Linked DNA regions of Homo sapiens: region 2 is linked to region 1. Evidence: chromatin contacts called from ENCODE Hi-C or POLR2A ChIA-PET data. All regions are on one chromosome and are shown on one strand. Each heading gives the region's core, a stretch centred on a gene start or an enhancer-like site at or near the end of the contact. The rest is flanking DNA. Distances are from core to core; before and after follow the strand shown. Region 1 overlaps SUCO (SUN domain containing ossification factor). Region 2 holds the start of FASLG (Fas ligand).

The links. Hi-C counts contacts between places; a loop is a spot of excess contacts on that map. ChIA-PET counts read pairs that join two places held with the same protein, here RNA polymerase II (POLR2A). Pooled maps may share reads with other maps.
Region 2: a map of endothelial cell of hepatic sinusoid shows a loop between it and region 1 (2.9-fold over the local background). The contact joins the promoter of FASLG here to the enhancer-like site in region 1. A Hi-C loop is called at or near these places in 2 of 168 maps with a recorded cell type or tissue (PC-3 and endothelial cell of hepatic sinusoid) and 7 of 50 pooled maps. POLR2A ChIA-PET finds 5 or more read pairs at or near these places in 1 of 52 experiments (A673).

What each region holds. Positions count from the first base shown.
Region 1 is chr1:172,586,405-172,591,512 of GRCh38, forward strand. SUCO (SUN domain containing ossification factor) reads left to right here. Exons shown (of 24, transcript NM_014283.5): 18 at 2,356-3,522; 19 at 4,580-4,667. Among named protein-coding and RNA genes, the nearest start is that of SUCO, 56 kb to the left of the region's middle. Within about 2 kb of position 2,492, at least 6 of the 41 ENCODE cell types and tissues checked have a DNase peak (open chromatin) inside an H3K27ac peak, as active enhancers do; they include PC-3, where a contact is called at or near this core.
Region 2 is chr1:172,656,040-172,661,147 of GRCh38, forward strand. FASLG (Fas ligand) reads left to right here and starts at 3,064. Exons shown (of 4, transcript NM_000639.3): 1 at 3,064-3,510; 2 at 4,056-4,101. The coding sequence starts at 3,163.

The sequences.
Region 1 (5,108 bases), core at 1,242-3,741:
ATTTCTCTGAATCATGTAGGCCTTTCCCCAGGTTGCAGTGGGGACACTTTGGGCAGGGATGTATCTAAATAGGTAATAGATATATCTTTTACCTTTTTTGTCTTTTCTGCCAGAGGTGGTTACTTTAGTTGGTACCTCTACTTCTTACCTATAATAAATAATAAGCTTATAATGATTTGGATAATCAGGTAGTTATTGTAGACTTAATTTATGTATATTTCATTAGATACACTCCCTACAAAACTTTGCAAGTCCTTTATCTTAGAACAACTCTACTTAAAGAGTATAAGATATTTGAAATGAACCACTTAGTTCAAGATAGTATGTAATGAGACCTGCAGTGGGTATGCTTTGAACTGCAATTCCTGAGAACTATACTATTTCAAAAATGATATTTTGATGCTTTGAAAGGCATAGTGAGAAAATTATATTATCCTGTGTTAATCCTGAAAGTTACTGGAGATATTTATTGGGTAATTAGAAAATATAGCGTATGTGTTATTGATTCTGAAAAGGACCTAAGAAATCTATTGGGGATAGAGACATTCTTGGTGTTTCTAATTATGTGGAGCTGTGATTGCTGTTCCTGATTTTGTAACTAGGTTTCTTCAGTTAACAACACGCTATGTCGTATTTTTCAAAACTAAATAAAACTGATTTGGTTTTTTATATATATATGTACACACTTTCATACACATATGTGCACAAGTAGGAATATTTGTTGAAAGCTGTAGTCACAGGCTAACGTAGCAGTTTTTATTTTTCCATATTAGTTTTTTAATAGATATTTTTGCATAATTTCTTATTCAGTATTTCTTCATGTTTGTCTTAAATTCTTTTTAATGCTTTTGAAGTAATCTTTTGAAGCAAATATGTGAAAATGAAGGAATCCATGATAGGATGTCACTGTTAAAGTTACGGAAAGCCAACTTATTTTCTTTTCCTAGGTTTTAGTAGGTTTTGCCATGTGAATTTGAGAAAAAACTTTTAAAGTATATTTCTGATTACAGTGTGTATGATGGGATATAACATCTGTATTCAGTATTTTTTACCAAATTCAATATAATTTTTCTCTCTCCCCTTCTTCAGACATTACTTGTTTTTACTGTCATAAATTATTTGGTAGAAAAGCAATATATTACCTGAATATGTAAGAAATATTATTAGAGACTAAATATATATGGCTATAAATATCTTTTTATTTACCGAAGTGTAGTCTAATTATGTTTTAATTTGGTCCATTTACTGTTTTACTACCAAAATGAAAGTCTACATCATAGATACTATTTTATTACTTTCTTCTGTCTTTGCTATTGTGACATTAGTCTTTATTTGAAGACATTTCCTGGCATGCTTAGTAATTTTTCAGAATGGGAAAATGTGTGTTTGAGCATAATTATTTTTGGTATTGAAATTACCATATTTTTTCATATTGGACTTTTTATGTATAAGGCTACACCCAGTAATTAACTATCTTTATCTTGGAAGGAATCACAAGCATTATAATTTATAACACTGTCCCCATAAGCTTCATCCCCCCACTCTCCTGTATGCCACATACATACTCCACAGCCTCAAAATGGGATAGAATATTAATAGTGGCACTAGTAGTTTAATAGCAGCACTGTTAGCATATCATAAGCCAGAATTGTTATTAAAGTGGTTAGGTATTTGGCTTAGAAGATTAGCCTAGATGATAGCAAAATTATTTTAGGAAGGGAGATATGTTTCTTGTCCTTAAAGTAGATAATCCTATGTGTGTAGGTGTGTGTGTGCGTTGTGTGTTTAATGCTGTATTGGAGTTCCTCAAATCATTCTTAGAAAAATTATGTTTGAGACCAACCTAGCTGCCTTTTGAAAATAGGGTATTCAAGTACAAAGTGCACTCATAAATATTAAGAATCCTAGATTCTAGTTTTAGCTCTGGACCTTATTTAAGCTAGTTTATTAAGCTAGCTCTTAGTTGGCTTAATTTCTGATGTGTAAGGGATAGTGAAGCTTGTAAAGATTCAGTGAATATTTATGAGAGGAAAGGAACACTACATTCAGTGAATGGAAGTATTCACTTAGAAACAATTCTTAAACAGATTAAAAGAAAGCAAGTTTGATATGGTAAATATGGTGGTTTGAGTCATCTGGCTAGTCACTTGATAAATAGTATTTCTCTTATCATTTCTGAGCAGTATTTGTTTTTATAATAAAAGTGTTTTGTAGGTGAAACATTTATCCAAAAACAAATTTCTTCTATATTTCCAACCTTTTATCTTCTGTATGGATACATTTATTTTTCTTTAACATATTTCAACTTTAGACTTCTAAGTAAGTGATTTATAATTATGATATATGTATTTCTAGGTATGTAACCACTGAAGTACACACACATGACATGGAGCCGTCAACACCAGATACTCCAAAAGAGAGTCCCATTGTACAGTTAGTTCAAGAGGAGGAAGAGGAGGCAAGTCCATCTACAGTGACCCTTCTGGGCAGCGGTGAACAGGAAGATGAATCATCACCCTGGTTTGAGTCAGAGACACAAATATTTTGCAGTGAACTGACCACAATTTGTTGTATTTCTAGTTTTTCAGAATACATATATAAATGGTGTTCAGTTAGAGTTGCTCTTTATCGGCAGCGCAGCCGAACTGCTTTGAGTAAAGGAAAAGATTATCTTGTGTTAGCTCAACCACCCTTACTACTTCCTGCGGAATCAGTAGATGTTTCAGTATTGCAACCTCTGAGTGGAGAATTGGAAAATACGAATATAGAAAGGGAAGCTGAAACTGTTGTTCTGGGTGATTTAAGTAGTAGTATGCACCAGGATGACTTGGTGAATCACACTGTAGATGCAGTTGAACTTGAACCAAGCCATTCTCAAACTCTTTCTCAGTCTCTTCTTTTAGATATTACCCCAGAAATCAATCCCTTGCCTAAAATAGAAGTATCTGAGTCTGTTGAATATGAGGCAGGACATATACCATCACCAGTGATTCCCCAAGAGAGTTCTGTTGAGATCGATAATGAAACAGAACAAAAGTCTGAGAGCTTTAGTTCTATAGAGAAACCATCTATTACCTATGAAACAAATAAAGTTAATGAGTTAATGGATAATATTATAAAAGAAGATGTGAACTCCATGCAAATTTTCACAAAGCTGTCTGAAACAATAGTGCCACCAATAAATACAGCCACTGTACCCGACAATGAAGATGGGGAAGCCAAAATGAATATAGCTGACACAGCAAAGCAAACTTTGATTTCTGTTGTGGATTCTTCTTCATTACCTGAAGTAAAAGAAGAAGAACAGTCTCCAGAAGATGCCCTTTTGAGAGGGTTACAGAGGACAGCTACAGATTTTTATGCTGAATTGCAAAATTCTACAGATCTAGGATATGCTAATGGAAATCTTGTACATGGATCAAACCAAAAGGAGTCAGTATTTATGAGACTTAATAATCGTATTAAAGCCTTAGAAGTTAACATGTCTCTCAGTGGTCGCTATCTGGAGGAGCTTAGCCAAAGGTAAGCTTTATTATGAATTAGCACAGTCAGCTTCACACAGTGAGTTAAGCAGCATAGAGTATGACCTGTGATTACAGGAGAGGATTTAATTATCTCATGATATAATAGAGGTAAGCGCAATTTTAGCAAGAGAGAGAAAGAAAGCTACTTGAATGCTGATCAGTGCCTTAATGAATTGATTTTTTGTTTTTAATTTTAAAAGTACTTTCCAGTGACAAAACACTTTTATTAGGCTGGCAACAAGTTTGAATTATCTATACTCACTTTCACCTTTTTTCGGTTGCTTAACTTTAGCCACTTTTTCTGCTTGATTCCCAGAGGGCTCATGGAAAAAAATGATAGTATATAGACCTTAAAGCTTTTAGTGGAATTTGACCAGATATCACTTAAGAGTTTAGATAAGTGAAGACAGAGATGGACTGAACTGGATGATTGGGCACATTTGCAGTTTGCTCTCTTTTAAACAGGTCTCGGCATCCTAGTTCTAGTTGTAATAATTTCTGCTTTTAAGTGCCAGAGACAGTGCCAATTCATTAAGACACCAGGCCTGGCTTTTTAAACCTATTTACTCTTTTTTTTATCCTCTGTGTGTCCATTGTCTGTCCTTAGGGCTTCTCTACCAACGTTTTGCAAACATCTAGGCACAAGTGTCCAGAGTTCCTGAAACACCACCTTTTCTTACATCTCTTAAATTGAAATGCCACTAATAAGGTGTCACCAAGGCAGTCTTATATCTGAAGTAGGAAATTTTTCTAATCCATACATAGAATTAATTGGCTAATCATGTGTGTGTGTGTGTTCATGTGTAACATGCCCACTTAGCTACCCCATACCTGCTCTTACTTTTCCCTACCTCCATCTGCATCCCAAGGGAACCACAGAAATTACTAAATTTTACATAGCAGAAGATAAATAGAATTGTATTGCATAGGCCTGAATAAGAGTCACTTTCAGAAAAATAGATTTGTCTCATATATCAAAATCAGAAGTATGTTTCCATTACTAAGTGGAATAAGTAAGAAATTAAAGCTGATTTAGACCAATTCTTACTTCATAGGTACCGAAAACAAATGGAAGAAATGCAAAAGGCTTTCAATAAAACAATCGTGAAACTTCAGAATACTTCAAGAATAGCAGAGGAGCAGGTTGGTTTCTACATCCCTTATTTACTTTTTATATAAATTTCCACTGAATTCTGTAGGGTCTCACTGGTAAACAGTAAGTATTGTAGTTTCACTTTTTCCCCCTGCTAGCTGGTGTTTAAGCCTGTTATATTAATGTGATGTCATGTTTGGAAAGTTACATAGCTATTAGCATCATTATCTTCTGTAGAGAAAGATTTGTTTAATTTTTTTTTTAATTATACTTTTAAGTTCTAGGGTACATGTGTACAACGTGCAAGTTTGTTACATATGTATACAAGTGCCATGTTGGTGTGCTGCTGCTGTACCCATTAACTCGTCATTTATATTAGGTATATCTCCTAATGCTATCCCTCCCCCCTCCCCCCACCCCACAACAGGCCCTGGTGTGTGATGTTCCCCACCCTGTGTCCAAGTATTCTCATTGTTCAATTCCCACCTATG
Region 2 (5,108 bases), core at 1,814-4,313, 70 kb after region 1:
GGAAGGTGACCTGTCCAGTTCACACAGTTAATGAGCAGAAGAGCTGGGATTGGAAGTCACATAGTTTAACTCCAGAACCACCCACTCCCAACCATCATGCAACACCACCTCCCCATCCAGGATATGGTGTATTTTTCCCACTTATTTGAATCTTTGACATTTTCAGTAGAATTTTTATAATTTAAAAGATATGGGCCATGCACGGTGGCTCACGCCTGTAATCCCAGCACTTTGGGAGGCTGAGGCGGGCAGATCACGAGGTCAAGAGATCGAGACCATCCTGGCCAACATGGTGAAACCCCATCTCTACTAAAAATACAAAAATTAGCTGTGTGTGGTGGCATGTGCCTGTAGTCCCAGCTACTCGGGAGGCTAAGGCAGGAGAATCACTTGAACCCAGGAGGCAGATGTTGCAGTGAGCTGAGATCACGCCATTGCGTGCCAGCCTGGCGACAGAGTAAGACTCAATCTCAAAAAAATAAAAAATACATATATATGGTTCTGGACAATTTTTCTTACAGTTATTTTGGGATTTTCAAATAGTTTTTTTGTTGTCTATATGGTAGAATTCTTAAAATTACAATTTCTGATTATGAAATTTAAAGTTAGTTGAATTCATAACGATGAATAAAGTCACATGTGAGTTCAAAAGCTCGTTAACTCGTGCACTGTCTTGCTAGTCTCATCCCTTGCACTGTTTAAGAGTGGAGAGTGGGATGTGAGCAGGAGTGCCTGGTAAGGAGGCAGTAGGAGCTGACGCTAAAGAGCCTTGGGTAACGGTAAGAAGCTTGCCTTGCTCCTGAATCAAACCTTCCAACAGAAGGCAGGGAAGTGAGATCATTAGGTTTGTTTTTTAAAAAGCATTTTTCTTATAGCATTTTACTGGGTGATTTGGGCTTGGGAAAGGTCGGTGGCAGGGCACCTGTTAGGGCATTATTGCAGTATTTCAAGTGAGAGATAAAGTCTGACCCCAGGCAACAGCAGTAAGAAAAATGGGAGTAGCGAGGATGGGGCAGGGGGGCAGTACACTGAGGGGAGGGTAAGGAACAGGTCTCAGGTAAAAGCGACAGTCCTGGGTGACCAGTTAAACGTTGGGGGAGAGGAAAAGAAAGGAGATGAAGTTGCCACCAGAAAGAGTGGCCTCAGGAGAAAGGGGTTGTACAGGGTTGGGGATGGGGTGGGATGGGCAGAATGTATCAGAGAAATAGTACCCTTGGGGTTGGTGTGGTACAGGTGAGTGGGCCTGAATGATAGTAATGGAAATCCCAAAGCATGATATAAAAACTAACGAAATTTGAAAAGTAATAAACATGAAAAAAATGAAAAATTTTGATTTATGGGGGATTTATTTGGCTTCTATTGGAGAATGATTAGGACTGAAGCTAACTACTTGGAAGTTATTGGCATATAAATGGTATGTGAGGCCAGAGGAAATGGTGAGATGAGCCCAAGTAGAGAGGCCAGCTTTAAACAACAACAACAACTACCAAAAAAAAAAAAAAAAAAAAAAAAGCAAAACAAAGAAATAGGACACAGAGTTAGATTTGAATGTCAGATATATGATGAATAATTGTTTAGTATATTCCATGTTTGGACATGTTTAAGACCTACTTGTCCTAAAAATAATGTATTATTTATCTGAAATTCAAATTTAACTGGGCACCATGTATTTCATCTGGCAACCATAACAGGGGCAGCACACAGAAATGTTGGCAGGGACCAGGCAGGCCTTTCAGATAGTGAGGTGGTGTGTGAGACACAGGCCAGTGGTGGAGGCTGGGTGACCCAGAACTCCTGTCTCTCATTCTCAGGGGCAGCTGCTACATACTTCCCACTGATTGGGTTTGCAGAGATGGCCTCGAGGGTGTCTGATATTCTGATATTTCAAAACAGAATAGAAATATGTATTTTAATGTGTATTTAATATATATATTTTAAAATATTTTTAATGTTGATATTAAAAGTGGTCAGTTGGGCTCAGTGCAGTGGCTCATGCCTGTAATTCCAGCACTTTGGGAAACTGAGGCAGGAGGATGTCTTGAAGCTAGGAGTTTGAGACAAGCCTGGGCAACATAGCAAGTCCCCATCTGTACAAAAAAAAAAAAGAATAAATTAGTCAGGTGTAGTGACTTATGCCTATAATCCCAGCTACTCAGGAGGCCAAGGCAAGAGGATTGCTTGAGCCCAGGAGTTTGAGGCTGCAGTTAACTACGATAGCACCACTGCACTCCAGCCTGGGTGACAGAGTGAGACTCTGTCTCTATTTAAATAAATAAGTAAATAAATAAACTGGGCAAACAATGAAAATGAAAACATTGCGAAATACAAAGCAGCTCTGTGGGTTCCACTGGTTTGCAGCCTCTGATCTAATTTCTAAAGTGGGTGTAGCAGGTTTTTAACCTGTAAATTATGGTGATCGGCAGGTCAGGGTAAATGGTAGTTGTGTGTGGGGAAGAGATGATGGCAACAGATGTTTTCCTCCTGCAAAAACTAAAATGTGGGAGTGACTTCTCTGGCCATGACTCCATGGTCTCTCCCCTCAGAGCCATTTTCAGTAAAATTTTTATAGTTTAAAAAATACGGTTCTGAACAATTTTTGTTAGAGTTATTTTGGGATTTTTAAATAGTTTTTTGGTTGTGTATATGGTAGAATTCTTAAAATTATACAATTATAATGTATAAAAAAGCATGCAATTATAATTCATAAAATTATAGCCCCACTGACCATTCTCCTGTAGCTGGGAGCAGTTCACACTAACAGGGCTATACCCCCATGCTGACCTGCTCTGCAGGATCCCAGGAAGGTGAGCATAGCCTACTAACCTGTTTGGGTAGCACAGCGACAGCAACTGAGGCCTTGAAGGCTGTTATCAGAAAATTGTGGGCGGAAACTTCCAGGGGTTTGCTCTGAGCTTCTTGAGGCTTCTCAGCTTCAGCTGCAAAGTGAGTGGGTGTTTCTTTGAGAAGCAGAATCAGAGAGAGAGAGATAGAGAAAGAGAAAGACAGAGGTGTTTCCCTTAGCTATGGAAACTCTATAAGAGAGATCCAGCTTGCCTCCTCTTGAGCAGTCAGCAACAGGGTCCCGTCCTTGACACCTCAGCCTCTACAGGACTGAGAAGAAGTAAAACCGTTTGCTGGGGCTGGCCTGACTCACCAGCTGCCATGCAGCAGCCCTTCAATTACCCATATCCCCAGATCTACTGGGTGGACAGCAGTGCCAGCTCTCCCTGGGCCCCTCCAGGCACAGTTCTTCCCTGTCCAACCTCTGTGCCCAGAAGGCCTGGTCAAAGGAGGCCACCACCACCACCGCCACCGCCACCACTACCACCTCCGCCGCCGCCGCCACCACTGCCTCCACTACCGCTGCCACCCCTGAAGAAGAGAGGGAACCACAGCACAGGCCTGTGTCTCCTTGTGATGTTTTTCATGGTTCTGGTTGCCTTGGTAGGATTGGGCCTGGGGATGTTTCAGCTCTTCCACCTACAGAAGGAGCTGGCAGAACTCCGAGAGGTAAGCCTGCCGGCAGACTGCTGTGCCCTGGAGGCACCAGGCATAAGGGGATGGAGGGCCCACTGCCTGGCTTGCAAAGTGCTTTTCAATCCTTTTTTTTTTTTTCTTAGAAATGGGTTGTTCTAGTTATTCTATTCTATAGACAGAGAAATGGAGGCTCATAGGGGTGAAGGGAATATTTTTTACTTTGTAAAGAATCAGAGCCCAACAGTTTGTCTTTCCTCAGTTGTCAACTCAGTCTGTTGAACCACTTACTGCCTCATACCTATTGATTTAAGGAGTAAAAAACAAACAAACAAAACTTTTAAGTTTTGCTTGGAAGTAAATTTGTTCAGATGACCAAACTAAATCTTGAAAATTGGTACGATTCCAAATCACAAAACTGAGGGACAGTGAGGCAAAATTGCTTGGCCAAAGCCCAAGTTAGCAGAACTTCTGAGGTATTTGGATTCTCTTTCCAGGGCTTGGTTTATTTGACGATTCTGCCTCTTTTGCTTAAAGAATTTTATTTTTATTATACATCTTTTCTCTTTCTGTTTTACTAGTCTACCAGCCAGATGCACACAGCATCATCTTTGGAGAAGCAAATAGGTGAGTCTTTTTTCGCATGTACATTGAGTTCCCAAAGATGATCCTCAGCACAGAACTATGTTAATGGAATGCCTTAAATTCTGTCCCACACTTTGGTTTCTGTACACTATAAGAGGAATTCTGGCTAATTCAGAATCTCTGGTCTATGATTCCTTGAGCTGCTTTAAAAATGTGAAGTGAATTGAATTGCTCACAATCAATATAGCTGAGCACTGCACACAATTCAAAATCACTTCCACTTGACTTTGGAAAGAGACACACATATACAACCCTGGACCTTTGCCCCCTGAGAAGTGGCTCCAGGCCTGTCCCCTTCCACAGACATCCTGGTCCTGGCACACACGCCAGTGGCTGTAACTCCTGGGAAGAGAAGGCGAAATGAAGGCAGAGACAGATGTTTCTGAGAAACGTCCTTTCCTCTTTTAAATGCCCTAAAGAGATTACATTGAAGCTTTATTTACAATATGTTTTATAGGATGTAAGCTTTTAAAACATGGATAATCAATTCCCCACATTAGAATGGTTTTTCTTGAAGTCACTGAGAAGCTTAAGGGAAGACTTCAGCCATCATTCAAAGGATGTTCAGCTTCACCCACAGAGGCAGTCATGAGGTACCCTTGATCACAAAGGAAAATCCTTTGTATGGGAGCTAGGGCAAGAAGATGATAGGTTGAACACTGATCTCATGAAATTTCAGGGCATAGTTGTGCAAGCTCTGTACAGATAGATTTTACAGTGTGCTTCACTAGTCTAAGATTCATTGAAATTTTAGATTTAGATTTACAATGAGATTCATTGAATTTTTAGAGGTGGAAGGAAGCTTAGAATATATCTAGTCCAGCCATTTCATTTTTTGGAAGAGAAACAAAATACCAGATGGATTAGGTGAATATGCCCAAGACCACTGGTATGCCATTGGGGCTAGAAGGAACACAGGCTCTTGATGCCTTGTCACCTACAGGGCTTTCCAGTACTGGACTGGTGCCTCATGAAGGAGGGAAACTCCT